2 separate regions of the Homo sapiens genome follow, and region 2 is linked to region 1. A link is an interaction called in ENCODE POLR2A ChIA-PET data of the cell type or tissue named here. Cell type or tissue: OCI-LY7. All regions are shown on one strand.

Region 1 (8,000 bases):
GGTGTGCAGTATGAACAAGAGACTCCCAGTTTGTACCTATAAAGCTCATCAGAATCCACAGAGTTGCATGACGTCAAGGGGAACTGCTCTGGTACAAGGGGTGGACTGTATCAAACATCTGTCATTCATCCCTGCAGATCAGTTCATTCTTCTTATTATAACTGGTTCTATTACTACAACAGGGAATCATCTCTGTGAGAACAAGATGGCCTCGCTTCCTTTTTATGAGGGGAAATAAAAGTTCAGTTAGAGTCTGCTTCAAGATGATCTTGAGGCCACGATTGAGATTAATTACGCTCTTAACCACTTTTTCTAGACGTTCCTCCCTAGGCCAGCACTTCAGCTGTTCTGGGTTGCTTACTTGGTGGAGTGACCATCTGTGTATCTGATTTTAACATCACAGTGTGCCCTTCATTAGACTCCCTAGCCACATTCATGCTACCGCGACCTTAGTTCATTAGTTCAGGTCTGCTTCATTTCTTGACTGGCTTTTTTGTTTGTTTGTTTGTTTTTGACTGAGTCTAGCTTTGTTGTCCATGTTGGAGTGCAGTGGTGTGATCTCGGCTCACTGCAACCTCTGCCTCCTGGCTTCAAGAGATTCTCTTGCCTCAGCCTCCAGAGTAGCTGGGATTGCAGGCACATGCCACCATGCCTAGCTAGTTTTTGTATTTTTAATAGAGACGGGGTTTCATCATATTTCCCAGGCTGGTCTCCGACTCCTGGTGGCATGTGATCCACTTGCCTCTTCCTCCCAGAGTGCTGAGACTGTAGGCGTGAGCCCAGTCAATTGCAATAGCCTTTTAAAAGATCCTCATCTTTCGTTATTTTCATCTCTCTATTCCATACTTATGAGTTTCACCAGATGGAAATTTATAAAATGACAGCTTGGTTCGTGTGATACTCCACAAAAAAATGGCCTCCTATTGCTCATGCTATGAGCAATAGCCCCAAGTTTAAGGCCCTTGTTCATTATTTAACCGATTTCCCAGCACTAGCTCATCTTTCACACTCCCTCTAATCTCATGTACTCTAATGCCAGATAACCACTCTGGTTCTAGGCCTTCCTGTTGTCATGACTTTTCCGACACCCTTTCTATCATATGCATGCATATCCAAACCCTACTTATCTTCCAAAGCCGACATAAAGAAGGCACTAACCTGGGGCTTAGGGATGGAGTCGGTAGGAAATTGCAGACAGGCAATGAGAACCATGGCAAGGTAAACAGGGAGGTGAGTCAATAGCCAGTTTAAAGACCCCTGCTTATCCTATCTCTGAGTACCCCGTTTTCTCCAATACCCAACCCATAATGTTCTTCCTATGATTGTTTTATTTAACAACAATCCTTGTTTTACTATTATTGTTTTAGGTCAAAGACTTCAGAATCAGTAACAGATTTAACTTATTGAAAATTAATCTGTAATGTGTTAGACTGAACAAAATAAGAATGATTTTTGTGAATTCTTTTGGTTACATTAGGGAAATCACAATAACATGCTTTCATAGTTAATTGGGTATGTCACCGAGACAACTTTAGCTCTAGTCTTTTAGATGGACCAACTCAAAAGAGGGACTTGAAAAGCTTTACATATGTGTGCTGGGCAATAAGTCACATTTTTTAGAATTTTTCATGAGAGCTTATTAAACAAATATAGCAACAGTTATTTCTAGGTTAACAGGCACTGTGTTATAATAAGTATATTGTAGGCACTGTGCTAGGTGCAGAGAATGCAGTTATGAATGAGACACGTGCTTTGCCACCAAGGGACTTAAACACGAATCAAGAAGATAGACAAGTGAGTAGGAAGTCAATTATAGGAGGATTAATGGCACTATGGGACTGTATTAGTGGGCTAGCAAGGGGATAGGGAGGTATGATGGATAGGGGATTAGAAAAAAATGGCATGTGAGCTGAGTCAAAGAGTAGATCTCTGTGTCAAGCATTCATTCATCTGTTTCTTTTTTTTTTTTTGGAGACCGAGTCTCGCTCTGTCACCCAGGCTGGAGTGCAGTGGAATGATCTCGGCTCACTGCAAGCTCCGCCTTCCGGGTTCACGCAATTCTCCTGCCTCAGCCTCCCCAGTAGCTGGGACTACAGGCGCCCGCCACTACGCCCAGCTAATTTTTTGTATTTTTAGTAGAGACGGGGTTTCACCGTGGTCTCGATCTCCTGACCTCAGGATCCGCCCGCCTCGGCCTCCCAAAGTGCTGGGATTACAGGCGTGAGCCACCGCGCCCGGCCTCATCTGTTTCTTTAGTCATTACATAATCATTCACTTTTGTTCCTTCCTTCAGCTGGCCTTTATTGGAAGCTGTAGCAGACACTCTTGGTTGATCTCATGCTCATTTCCAACCTTCTTATTCCTAATCACCTTCAAAACAAGGGTGACCATTTGACCCAATTCTAGCCAATAAGGTAAAAACCGCTGCAAGGATGAATCCTGAGTAACATTTTAATTCCCTGACATGGATACCACCGTTTTTCTTTCTTTTTTTCTGTTCACTGGATTGTATGTATGATGACTGGAGCTTCTGCAGCCAGAATACAATCATGAGGAAAAAGTGCAGAGGGTTTCCACTGAATAGAGTTGGAGCAAGTGTATTGTGCCTCTGAACTAGCACCAGCAATCATCTGTCTCTGAATATCTTATGTGAAAAAAATAAACTTCCGTTTGTTCAAGATGCTGTGGTTCACTTTTTCTGTTACCTGCAACTGAAAATATTCCTAACAAATTTGGGAGTCTGCTTTTGGCCAGGACTTTTGTTTGGTGGTCTCTTAATAAAGTTGTCTGTTGCAAACAACTTAAAAAGGACAGCCCATGACAAAGGAGCAGGTGATAATATCTCTTCAGTTACTCCTCTTCCCTTAGTGAGTGAGGCACTAAGATTTATAACTGGGAGATTGGGATGGGAGTTATTGGTGTCTGGCCCCCTGTCTCAGCACCATCGTATATTTCCTTAATGAAGTGCGAGACCAGGACTCCATAAATTCACATAGTAGCAGAAGCGGGCAGCAGCTCGTCAGCAGAGCTATTCAGAGAGCCCAGCATCACTCTTTGCGTATTAGAGAAGTTCACAGCCAGTTAAAAATAGGCTTGGAGAGAAGTCGCTTTTAGACCACAGCTCATTTTGGATTTCTCTGGAGCCCCATTCTGGGCCACAGTGTATTTCCTTTTTTCTTTCGTTCTAGTAAGAGTACTCAGGCAGTTCAGAGACAATAGATACATGGTTATCTTTAGTTCTGTTGTGCACAGAAAGCAGAACTATGAAAAAACAACAGTAACTTATTGGGCACATGGACTGTTACAGCTTTTTAATAAATGGCAACACCCACTCAGCCTTTACGAGGGGCCAGTGCTTTAAATCCTCAAAACAACCAGGTGAGAAAAATGCTATTAATAACCTCATATCCCTGATGAGGAACCTATGATTCAGAGCAAATAAGCAATGTACACTGCTATTAAGTAGCAGTATCAAAATTTGAACCCAGGTCTGTCTGATTCCATTCAGAGCCTGTAGTCTTAGCCTCCATTCATTCAAAGTCACACATGGCTTTCTGTGTCACTCAATTTTCATCCTTAGAGGAGACCTGTGAAATAGGCAGGGCAAGGAAATGATCCCAATTTACTAGGAGAAAACCTAGGACCAGAGAAGTGAAAGAATTCTTTAAGGTTGACCAGTCCATGTGCAATAGAACTGGGACTTGAATCCCATCTTCTAACTCTGAGTCCTGACTTTGCTCTGCCATGGCAGGCTGAGTGCTGGAGCAGTTCAGTTTTGAAAAAACACCCTGAAATTGTTTGAAACTGTTTTTGGTTGACTTCTGAGTTTCAACACCCAACCCTGTATCAAGAAACCAACTAACCCAGGGCTGCCCTGATTTATTTAGGGTCTTTTAGAGATCAGTTCCTGCCTAGCACCTCTGTCGAATGATATTTGGTACTTTCATTTAAAATTTCAAATATAATATTTCAAATTTAACCATCCTTCAAATTATGGCAAGAGAGTGTGAGCTGGAGGGATCAATGTCTTTATCAGGGGCACGGCCAATTTAGCTGATAAAGTGAGTATAATATCTCTTTGAACATTACAATTATCCAGTGACAAGGAAGCTGACAATTAGCTTATAAGAGTTGAGTATAGGGATTGTACGTGTGAATATTTTTTTAAACACCTGAGTTTTGGAAAATAAAAGTGGCCTGCCCACATTTTCAAGCACAGTGGTAATCAAAAGAGAGCTCTGTGGAGGTAATAATACCTTGTATTTTAAATACTGCTTGTCTTTGAAGAGCTCAAATCACTCTATAATCATTTCCTTATTATGATTCTCAAAACTTCCTGGGTCAAAAAGTTACAAAGTTTATATCTTAACAGTCTGGCCTCAGTTTCTTCTTTGGGAATTTGAGGTGGAAGACCAGGTTGCTAAGAGCTCTGTCAGTACAAACACCTTTTCCACCTTCTCCCCACCTAGCCCTCTCCCATCTCCAAGGCCCCTGCCCTGCAATCCAGCTACCCTACTTAGCCTCTTATTTTTTTCTAGATCTAACAAGTTAATCTCATTATATAGAACCATAGATTATTTTAATTCGGAGAGTTTCACACCAGTGAGCTGGAGGCTGAACAACTGGCTCGAGGTGGGAAGGGGGAGCGGCCCTTCAGTTAGAGCAGTTTCATTTTTATCTGCTTTTATACATTGGGGATCAGCATAAGATTTTATTTTTAAGAAGGATTTTGATGTTTAAAAAATTGCAATCTGGTCATTCAGTCCAGCTCCCTCATTTTACTGATAGGAAAACTGAGGCCCAGAACAAGGGAGTCACCTGTTCAAGGTCTCATCCCAGCTCCTGAGAGAACTGCCTGTCCTTGAACACTGATCCCTGGGTGCCAGTCCCGGGGGGTCTTGGCAGGCCTCTAGGTTGCTTGTCCCCAGAAGTCACTTTCACAACAAAAGTCCGAAATGTAGACTAGTAACCATGGACTCATGCCTTGGGGGCTTTAAATGCACCTGCCCACAGACTTTTCCTCCCTTTTTAGAGTTAAAGGCACTCATTTTACCTGGGAACATTTGACTAGACCATGCAGAAAGAAACGAGTAGAATTAGTATGTGCCATTTTCACCTAGTCCCAAAATGGTTCTCCACCTCAACTAGGTCATGAAGAAAAAAAGTGTAAGTACAAACATACACATATATTTATATAGCTATTGCCTTCCAGTGAGCTCAAAGCATACACACACACACACACACACACACACACACACACACACATATATGTCATTAGTTCTTCTGGGGGAAAGGAAGAGCAGTTATTGTCTGCCTCATTTTGTATGAGACTATCAAGGCAGAGAATAAATTGATCTTGACTCAAATCATGGGCTGAATTGGTGGTGTTGGTGTAGGGGTGTCTAAGCTAAGCACTTGTTGTATCATGTTCTGCTCTGCTCCAGGAGCAAAGTCTGGGAAGTTGAGGACCTGAGCTCTAGCCCTGTGTCAGGCTGCACCCGTGAGCAGGTGTTTCATTCCCTGAGTTTCAGTTTCCCCATATGGTAAATGAATAGAGGAGTGGCATTGATCATTTTTTCTCTATGGCTCCTTTCTCTGTCCTGGAAGTGACGTTTGGAGGATTGAAAGGAACAGAGCTGAGCCTGGAGCAGCCCACCTGAATGAGGTGTGTCTGCCCCTCACTTCCTTAACCCAGAATATTCCAAACTCTGGGGAGTGTGCAATGTATACCCCCATGTAATAGTTTTGTTGGGGTCCTGGGCCATACTGCAGGCCAAGAGTTGGGACAGCTCCATAAAGGGAATCCAAGTCCCAGCTGCTATGTAATCCTGGGACTGAAAATGTGGATGGGGTGTGTTTATGTCGGTGTGGGTGCATGGGGAGGGAGGAGTGTGCAGGAGCTTGTGGGTAGCGAATGGTATATTGTGGGTCCAAGCTGTAAGTCGTGGAGATGCCAGGAGTGATTCTCCCGGTGTGGAGCTTGCCTCCTGGGTCTCAAGAAGACAGGCTAGAAGCAAGATGGGTGGTCCGTTAGGGACACACGTAGCACTCTGGGAACCAGCAGTGGCTTTAAGCTATTAGTGGCCTTACTTCTTTCTCATTTTCACTAGAATGTCCGTTACCTCATTAAAAGTTATCCCTGAAATTACTCCATGGACAATACACAAATGGGCAACACACACATGAAAAGATGCTCAACTTCACTAGTCACTAGAGAAATGCAAATCAAAACCGTAATGTGGTACCACTTCCCACTCACTAGAATGACTGTAATAAAAAACAAAATAAAACAAACAACCCAGAAAATAGCAAGTGTTGGCAAGGATATGGAGAAAATAAAACCTCATATATTTCTGGTGGAGGCCAGGCACCTTGGCTCATGCCTGTAATCCCAGCACTTTGGGAGGCTGAGGCTGGTGGATCACCTGAGGTCAAGAGTTCGAGACCAGCCAGGCCAACATGGTGAAACCCCATCTCTACTAAAAAATACAAAAATTAGCTGGGCATGGTGGTGCATGCCTATAATCCCAGCTACTTGGGAGGCTGAGGCATGATAATCACTTGAACCCAGGAAACACAGGTTTCAGTGAGCTGAGATTGCACCATTGCACTCCAACCTGAGTGACAGACAGAGACTCCGTCTCAAAAAAAAAAAAAAATATATATATATATATATTGCTGGTGGGAATGTAAAATTTTTCAGCCACGCAGAAAACAGTTAGGTGGCTCCTTAAAAACAGTTAAACAGGATAACCATATGACCCAGCAATTCCACTCCTAGGTGTATATCCCAAAAAGCTGAAAATAGGGACTCCGACAGTTAATTCGTCATCAATGTTAATGATGGCAGGATTATTCACAATAGTCAAAAGATGGAGAAAACCAAAAGTCCATCAACAAATGAATAAATAAATTCTGATATACATCTACAATGGAATACTATTTAGTTAAAAGAGGGAAAGGAGTACTGTATCTTCAGAATCATGTATTAGATTAGACTAAGATTACAAATACGAGAGAGGGAGTAAGTTCTTCCCCTAATGATTGTGAAGCCCAAGGCAAGTATATAAAATGAGACCCTGGCCTATAGCTTGCCCCTTTCTTTCCCCACTCCTAATTGCTTCTGCTTTGTAATGACCTCACAGACATGCATGTGAGCTCCAGCCTCACTCCCAAGATCCATACACAACCCAGTCCCCACCCTTGCCCATCCCTACACCCTGCACACAGCTGCCCCTTGACCTAAGTGTGCACACACTAAAATCATGTTTTGCCCTCTGCAAGACAGACTGGAGAAGCAAGGCCCTAAGAGTGGATTCGGGGTAATGTGGTCAGGGAATTCTGGAATCCTGGGTTTGTAAAGGATGGTCTAGAAGCTGAACATGACTTTGGGTGAATATGTTCCCTGGGGCCTGTGGACTCCTCACCCAGTAGAGAAGAGGACACCTCGGGGAGAGATGGTCTGGGACTTTTAATGTGCAAGTTCCAGGTCAAGGGTTGCTCTAGGCTAAAAGAAAGACTAGAAGGAACTATGATTTATTGAGCCAGGCCATGGCAGGACACTTTTTGTCTACTACTTGATTCTTATTCCATCTGAGAAAGTGTCATTTGCTCCATTTTACACTTGTCATGACATTGAGGTGAATTCTCCAGGGTCACATAGTGAGTGAGTGTCAATAATTCTAAAGTCTGTGTTCTGGCCGGGTGTGGTGGCTCATGCCTGTAATCCCAGAACTTTGAGAGGCGGAGGTAGGAGGATCACTTGAACTTAGGAAGTTCAAGACCAGCCTGGGCAAACATGGAGAAACCTCGTCTCTACCAAAAATACAAAAACTTAGCTGGGTGTGGTGGCGCACACCTATAGTCCCAGCTACTTGGGAAGCTGAGGTGGGAGAATCTCTTGAACCCAGGAGGTAGAGGTTGCAGTGAGTCCAGATGGCACCACTGCACTCCAGCCTGGGCAACAGAGCAAGACTCTGCCTCAAAAAAAACAAAACAAA
Region 2 (8,000 bases), 140 kb after region 1:
TTCAAGCAATTCTCGTGCCTCGACTTCCTGACATAGCTGGGACTACAGGCGCACACCGCCACACCCGGCTAATTTTTGTATTTTTAGTAGAGACAGGGTTTCACCATGTGGGCCATGCTGGTCTCGAACTCCTGACCTCAAGCAATCCACCCACCTCAGCCTCCCAAAGTTCCGGGATTACAGATGTGAGCCACTGTGCCCTGGCCTGAAGAAGGTCTTTATGGGTACGGCATGACTGCTGGAGAGTTTTGTCACCGCTGCTTAAGGAAGAGCTTCCCAATGTTGGATATGTCTGTAACTTCATAATTTTTTTTTAATTTTGCGCTTTTGTGAATTTCCTCAATTGGCTTTCTTATTGGCCCCCAGGATCACACAGAACACTTCAAACTCCTCTTACGTGTTCTTGATTTCATCATTTAGCTGAAGATGCAGGCCCTGTCTTTCTTTCTGAGTTTTCCTTAGCACCCTCCTTTTAAATTACCTTTTTCATTGGTTAAATGCCATGAAACTTCATCAATTCTAGTTTTAGCTATCACTTGACCCAAAGACAAGAGAGTTGAATCCTGGACCTTAAAGAAAAAGAAAAAAGGAAAAAAAGCTTGTGGGAACCTTATTTACCTCAACTGGGGAAATTTTTTGCTCTTGCGCAAAGGTCAGGTCCCGTGAAACTTGTGAAATAGGTGTTTTTATCTCTTTTCTTTTCCAACTGATCAGATAGATATCTTTCCAGGAATTTGGTGTCAGAAATCAAATTCAATGAGTGGGAAGTTTGACAAGATTCAGGATAGTCTTGCCAAATAGCACAAGAGAGGAGGTAAAGTTAGGTCAGGTCAAGGGGGCAGCAAAAATGAAGTTTATAACAGATATACTGTATATTTGTCATGGGAAAGGGCTTCAGTCAATAGCAATTGATATTAATAAAACATAAAAGAAATGACAATAAACAATCAGGATAACTTTGAAACAACTTCTTTTTATGTAGGTAACATTAAAGAAAATTAAAGAAAAGGAATCGCTTTATTTTATAAAATAAATGCACTACTATTTGCAAAAAAAAATTTACCTAAAAATGCTGCTACTGAACAAACAAAACTACCCAAAATTAGAGAACAAAAGCATAAAAATTGTTAACAAATAAAAAAACTATATTTTTGAAAAGTCTTAGATGATACACAAAAAATGCAGATTTGTATAAATACACCATCGCCCTGGGATGACCTCTTATCATTGTCTAAGCAAGTTGTAGTGCCACGGTGTGTTTCAGACTATGCTATAGAAAATCTTTAGCACTCACCTTAAAAGTTTAAAGTAGAAAGAACAACCTTTAACAGGATCATAGAAAATGTTCCATCAGATCAAAACAAACAAGCAAACAAACTGAAGCAGGTCATTTTTCTCTTTTTGGCACTGTGCAGGACCATATGCTTCCAGAGATGGGAATTTAAAAATAGCCTGTCACACAGCTCACATTGTAATGCTGGGACATGATGCGGGTGGGAAAGATTGCCTCACACTTAATAATAGTGACACTTCACATTTACACCAACCTCTTTGCAGAGTAACCAAGAGTATTTCTCAGTTCTTTTTTTCCTTTAAAAATAATATGATCTTCTTGATACCCTGTAAGTGGAACAGGAGGGAGTACAATTCTTCCCACCTTACAGAGAAGGCGATTGAGGCCTCCAAAGGTAAAGTGACTCACTCAGGATTACAGAGTTACCCAGGGATCAGCACTGTGCTGTTCAAAATACACCAGGCTGCCAACTGCAGCAATATCCTGGGCCTGTGAGAACCGTGGGTTCATAGGATGTTGCACAAAAAAGAGAGAAATTTGCTTCCCATTGCCTCTGTTTTGAAATGTACTGCCTTTCATCTTGAGCATTTCATAAGTTTCTAATTTTAAGGCAAATTGCTTATAAGCCATGGTGACCTATATTAGCTGACATTTGAAATCAATCTCACACCAGTAAATGCCTTAGATTTGCATTTGGTACCCCCTTGCCGAGTCATAATAACAATGTAATTTCTCACATCTCCATAATTCTTTACACTTGAAAATGGTTGTACATTCACCATCTCATCAGATCTGTATAAGCAGCTATAATTTAAGCCAGGCCAGAGTTATGATGAGAGGGAACAGAGGCTCAGGATATGAAAAAAACTTTCTCATTTGGTAAAAGCCACAGAAACTGATGAAACCCAGGTCTTCTCTCTGCATGTGTAGGGTATTTTCCTGCCAGCCACACAGCCTTTTAGGTCTAAATAAAGTGTTGAGACTCCACTGCAAGTGTGTGTGCGCTCAGGAGTGACTCTTCTACCCAGTTTGGTGCCCAGCACTCAGTTCCTAATTGGCTGCAAAACCCTGAAGGGGGATTCTAGATGTGGCGGGCACCAGGTGAAGTCAGTAGTGAGCTTCCTTTTTGGAGGGAAGGAAAATTCTTGGCATACCGATGGGTCCAGGCAGACACTTTGGATATGTGTGGAGCCCAGTGATGTTGTGTTACTGGGTAGCCTTAAACCTTATTCCAACCTTGACTCCTTCTACTCTGTGCCATAAACTCTCTCCTTCCAATACCCCCCATTCCTCTGCTGCCTTCCCCTTTATCGTACCTGGCAAAACTGCAATCCTGGTGAAATGTATATCCTCTAATTCCTCCTTTGCTTGCATCCAAACAGTGGAATGTTGTTAAGAACATTGTAAACCATGCTGATCAGTTCACTTTAAATTTGTGATCACAAACCTGAAACGGACCGTGCCAGAGGATCCTATGATACATTTAGCAAATTCACTTTTTGGTTTCTGGGTCAACTCTTTCAAACCTTTAGCTCCCTACTTGAATATCCACTATGCTCTACACATCCCATGCCCTGGGATTATGACCTTCCTTTTTGCTATCAGAGGAGAGTTATTGCATTTTTCCTTAACCCACCTGCATCTGTGCCCACATACACTACCTCCCTCTTATTATAGTGGAGGAAGTGGCATAGTTTCTAAGGCCAACCCTTCCATTTGTCCTCTGTATCCCATCTCCTTTCCTATGCTTCTCTCTTGCAACATCAAATTCTGATGTTCCTTTACATCTAACCCATCAGCATACAAATATGCCTTTATAACAACTACTAAAAATAAAAAAAAACCCAGCTCTCCCTTGGCCCTACATGTCCCTTTAACTACCACCCCCTTTCTTTAATGCCTTCACAAAAAGACCTTTAAAAGTAAGATCTACATTTCCTGTCTCCACTTCTTTAGCTCCCTTTCTCTCCTCAACTCTGCTCTAATTTTCTTCAGACTCTATATCACTCCACTTAAACAGCCTTTATCAGAGTCACCAATGACCTACATATTTCCAAGGTCGAAGTGTATTCAGCTAACTGAACTATTGAGCTGAATTGGACATGGTCAATCCTTCATACTTCTTTAAACACTTTCTTCTCTAGGCTTTGTGATCCCACACTCACCTGGTTTGTCCTTACCTTTCTGTCTCCTTGTCTGGCTGTTTCTCCTCGACATCAGATTTTGGCGTGCTCTGGGGTTCTTATCTCTATTCTGTCTGTACTCTTCTTGGATGAACTCATTGAGTCCCCTGGCTTTAAAATACCATTTATACGCAGAAAACTTCAAATCTCTATCTCTAACTGACTTCTCCCTTGAGCTTCAGACTCCATAACTCTACTTGTATATGTAAAAAGCACTTCACACAAACTGTGACCCAAACCAAACTATTGATTTAGTCTTTCTCTACCCCGAATTCCTTCCCCTCAAGTCTTCCCTATCACAGTAAGTGCTACCTGGCCTCCTAGCTATTCGTTCAACGCAAATAATTGAGTCATTCTAATATTCTTTATTTCCCTGAAACCCTATGTGTAATCTCTCAGCAAGTCCTATTGACTTTACGTCTAAAATATATGTCAAATTAGACTATTTCTCACCATCTGCACTGCTGACTATCTTATTCCAAGCTATTATCATGTTTTTCCTGCCCACACTTTTTCCCTCTACAGTCAGCTCTTCATGCAGTAGCCAGACTGATCTTTCTAAAGCCATAAATTATAAGTTTATCTCTTTGCTAAACCCTCTTACCATGAGCTATAAAACCCTACATGATCTGGTCCCAACTGCCTGTTCAGCATCATCTCCCTCCACTCTCAGCCTCATCCATGAAGTTCACTGGCCTTTTTCTCCCTCAAACTTGCTCAATACTTTCAGATATGAAGAACGTTCACTTACTTTTCCTTCTGTTTGGATGTTCTTCTTCTGGATCTACAATGGCTGCATCATCTTGTCATTCAGGCCTCAGTTCTAATGTCATTTCTGTAGAGCAAGTTCACTTGACTGATGTAACTAAGGTATCTCTCTTTAGAACCAGGTAAGTATCCTAACCTCTCACCAGAGAAGTGTTTTCATTATGTTGAATTTTAGTGAATTATAAATTGAAATTGTCTCTTGTGGTTTCTGAAGACATTATTTGCTCTGTCACTTGGTGGCCTTTTCTATAAAACCCCATATGAGGAATTCTTTTAGGTCTAAGTGCTAGAAAAGCTTTGCTTCCCTTGAGGAATTGATGATGACACAACTGATTTTGCTTTGTTTTATTTGGCTTTGCCAACACGAAGCTCAGAGCCAAAATTTTGGCTGCTTTATTGCAAATGTGTAAGAATATATGACTTGGTTGTCTGTCTAGACAGCAGTGTCTAATAGATCTTTCTGCAATCACGGCAATATTCTGTATCTGAAATGTCCAATAAGTAGCCACTGGACACATGTGGTGACTAAGCACTTAAAATGTGGCTTGTGAACCTGAGGAGCTACATTTTAACTATATTTAATTTTAATTAATTTAAATATAAATAGATACATGTGCCTTGTGGCTGCCACATTGGAAAGCACAATCCTATATATCCTATGGTTTATTGATAAGATATTGTAGTTTATTTTTATGTACTCTTCATTATTCATTATTGTATTTCCTATAAATTACCTCAAACCTTTGTGGCTGGAGGTAGAAAAAAAAAAGAAAGGAACAAAGCACAATTAAATGAACAATTGACTTTGCAGGGCATGTCAGCACGTTCATAGGGTTGAAGGAAGTGGCAAGTATACAGCAACAGTGGATCTTAAATCCTATTTCTCCTTGTGAGATCTATGGAATGGGCACCAGCATCAAGTTGGAGATTCAAGTTCTAGTTCTTGTTTTACTGTTGGACATGTGTGGCTCTGAGTCAACCAGAGGTTTAGTATGTTCATATGTGAAATGGGACTTCTGTATTGGTGACCTGAAGCCTTTGGCATCTGAGATGCTGATGTACAACCGCTGTACCCATTTCTGTGCCTTCCAAAGCCAAGCAGGCCAGCCCTTGGCTACCTACCTAAAATAGGAGGCAATACTTTGAGAAATCATCTCATTCAAGCCCATGCTTCAAGACAGAGTCACCGGTAAACTAATTTAAAACAAATAGGAAGAGTCTTACCTTCCAAATGTCTTCTGGTGGAAAATAATTCATCCTACATACTTAGTAATTTGGATGTTTTTAATACAGAATGAAGTATCATACCCCTTAGTATATAAAGGCACAGGACTGAAATCAGAAGACTTAGGTTCTAGTCCCAGTTCAGCTACTAACTATCTGTGTGACTTTGATCAAGTCAAAGTTTCTTCTTTGTTTAAATGAGAAGATTGGACCAAATGATCTTTAATTTCCTGTTTAGCATTAGCCATAACCATAGCTAATATTTATTAAGTAGTTGGAATGTACTGAAATGCATTACCTTATTTTGTCCTATGGCCACTGAGAATATTATTATTCCCATTTTAAAGATAGAAGAAACTGAGCTTTAGTGTTTCCCAAAGACATAGAGTTGGTAAATGGTAGAGTCTTTATCTGAACCCCCGTGGTCTGGATTCGGGACCCACTTTCTTACCTGCTTTGTCTTCTCTAGAATTTTGTGATTTTTATAGGCCAGAACACTCTTGTTATTCTGATTAGACAAAGAGTTGACTTAATCCTTTAAACTGAACTTTCCCAAATCTGGGTTTCAAATGGGCCCAAATAGTGTCTCTTCAGTCTTTGGAGTGGCCAGGAAGAGCTCAGCACAGCCACAATTAATGAGTTGGTTGCTACCGGGCAAGAGTGGCCTTGTTCTTTCACCCAGTTTGCTGTACAAATAATACCATGTTCTAGGTATGCTGTATATAAAAAAACATTGGGAAGCATGTGAATTTAGATGTATGTCATGACAAGGGTTTAGCTTGGACTTTTCACAAGTCATATCATACACATTTCACAAGATCCTATCACAAAGAGAAGGTTTATCCCACAAATCTCAGGCATCACTTCTTGAACATGGAGCACCTCAATCATTCCTGTGTCTCCAACTTGTTGATTTCAGAAGCTGATCCTAAGCTCATCTTCAATTGTAAATGATTTTGCTAATTGTTAGAAAAGCACATTGTTAGAATAGCTAATTGTTAAAACAGTTGGTTAGAATCCATGGGAGCTTCAGCAATTTTGAGTTCAATCCCAAGAGGGAAGAGGATTTTCTTAAGGTCAATGTCAGAGTTTGGACTAAATCCCCGGTCTCTTTCATGCCCAAGAAAGGGCCCTTTTTCCCTTTTCTGACTAGTAGTCAGGTTTACTTCCTTGGGAGATGGAACAAATGAAACATAACTGAAATTTCATCTTGCCTCTGCAGATGTCAGGAGCAAGGGAGCACCAGTGGTAGAAGAACCTGCCTCCCCTGGCTCCATCAAAGGCCACAGGCCCATGAGAATCACCCGGCCTGCTCTGAGCAGCACACTCGGAGGCCACAGCCACGCACAGGAAAGTGAGAGGAAGTGGAAACGTGCGAGCAGAGGGCTCAAAGCGACGGGCTCACCACCGGAAAAAAAAAATAAAAATAAACACGCTCAGAAATAGTGTAACTGATATGCAAAGAAGATCAAAACAAGGGTTTTAAAATATCTTGGCTGCTTTAGAGGAGATGGGGGTGGTAATTAAAGCGAGGTTGCAAATGCGTGTTAGGGGAGTGGGGCGGTTAGGTGGATGGTTCACTGAAGCCTGCCAGGACATGGGAGCCTGGGAGCCCAAGGGTATTTCAGATGAAAATGTGGCACTTATATGTGGAATGTAAAAGAAAGTTGAACTCATAGAAGCAGAGAATAAAATGGTTATTCTCAGAGGCTGCCAGGTGGTGGGACTGGGGAGATGTTGGTCAAAGGACACATTTTAATAAATTCAAGAGATTCATTGCCCATCACGGTGACTATAGTTAACATCAATACATTTTATATTGATATAAATATATATATATATATTTAATTATTTTGTTGGGCTTTTTGTTTAAGTTCCAGGGCACATGTGCAGGATGCGCAGGTTTGTTACATAAGTAAATGTGTGCCATGGTGGTTTGCTGCACCTATCAACTCCTCATGTAGGTATGAAGCCCAGCATGTATTAACTCTTTGAAAACTGCTAACAGAGTAGATTTTAAGTGTTCTTGCCACAAAAAAATAAGGCGCTACATATGCTAATTAGCTTGATTTAGCCATTCCATAGTATAGATATATATCAAAACATCATCTTGTACACCATACATATATATAATTTTGGTGAATTAAATAACAAATAAAGAAAGAAAATATGAGAGGAATAAATTCCCATGGGTAACTCAGAGGCAGATATGGACTTGAGAGCAAGAAGCCCAGAGTCCCTCAACCCCAAACTCTGCCCTCCCCAGCCCTTTTACTGTTCCCTGAGATTCTGCTCCATTTAGAGTCCTGTACATTTGTCCCAGGGCAGGGCTCAGACAGGCCAGCAGTGGAGGCACCAGGAAGTCCACCCAACTTGGCTGAACTTCAAGGCTCAAGTTCCAGTTTGGAACAAATGTTCTAGGGTTAATGGCTGGGGCTGAGCAAACTCAGGAAAGACAATCTCCCCAGTCTTGCAAAGTGAAATTCTCTTTTCTTTCAGTGTGTTGTGAAGAACTACAGAAATGTGTTCTC

What was found. Peaks named below come from ENCODE experiments on the same cell type or tissue, not always from the same donor. Only the 100,000 strongest peaks of a DNase experiment are listed, where the experiment ranks them.
Region 2: POLR2A ChIA-PET joins it to region 1 with 15 read pairs; 2 of 35 experiments call an interaction of 5 or more read pairs at or near these places.

Annotation. Positions count from the first base shown.
Region 1 is chr3:188,093,120-188,101,119 of GRCh38, reverse strand. No RefSeq gene overlaps it. Among named protein-coding and RNA genes, the nearest start is that of LPP-AS2, 57 kb to the left of the region's middle. In OCI-LY7, no CTCF peak of the experiment used is centred here; a DNase peak (open chromatin) is centred at 3,139; H3K4me3 peaks cover 1,535 bases; H3K27ac peaks cover 3,142 bases.
Region 2 is chr3:187,957,655-187,965,654 of GRCh38, reverse strand. LINC01991 (long intergenic non-protein coding RNA 1991) reads left to right here. Exons shown (of 3, transcript NR_135538.1): 3 at 6,692-6,880. Among named protein-coding and RNA genes, the nearest start is that of LINC01991, 15 kb to the left of the region's middle. RefSeq lists an enhancer at 6,692-6,831. In OCI-LY7, no CTCF peak of the experiment used is centred here; DNase peaks (open chromatin) are centred at 1,754, 2,234 and 6,864; H3K4me3 peaks cover 2,772 bases; H3K27ac peaks cover 8,000 bases.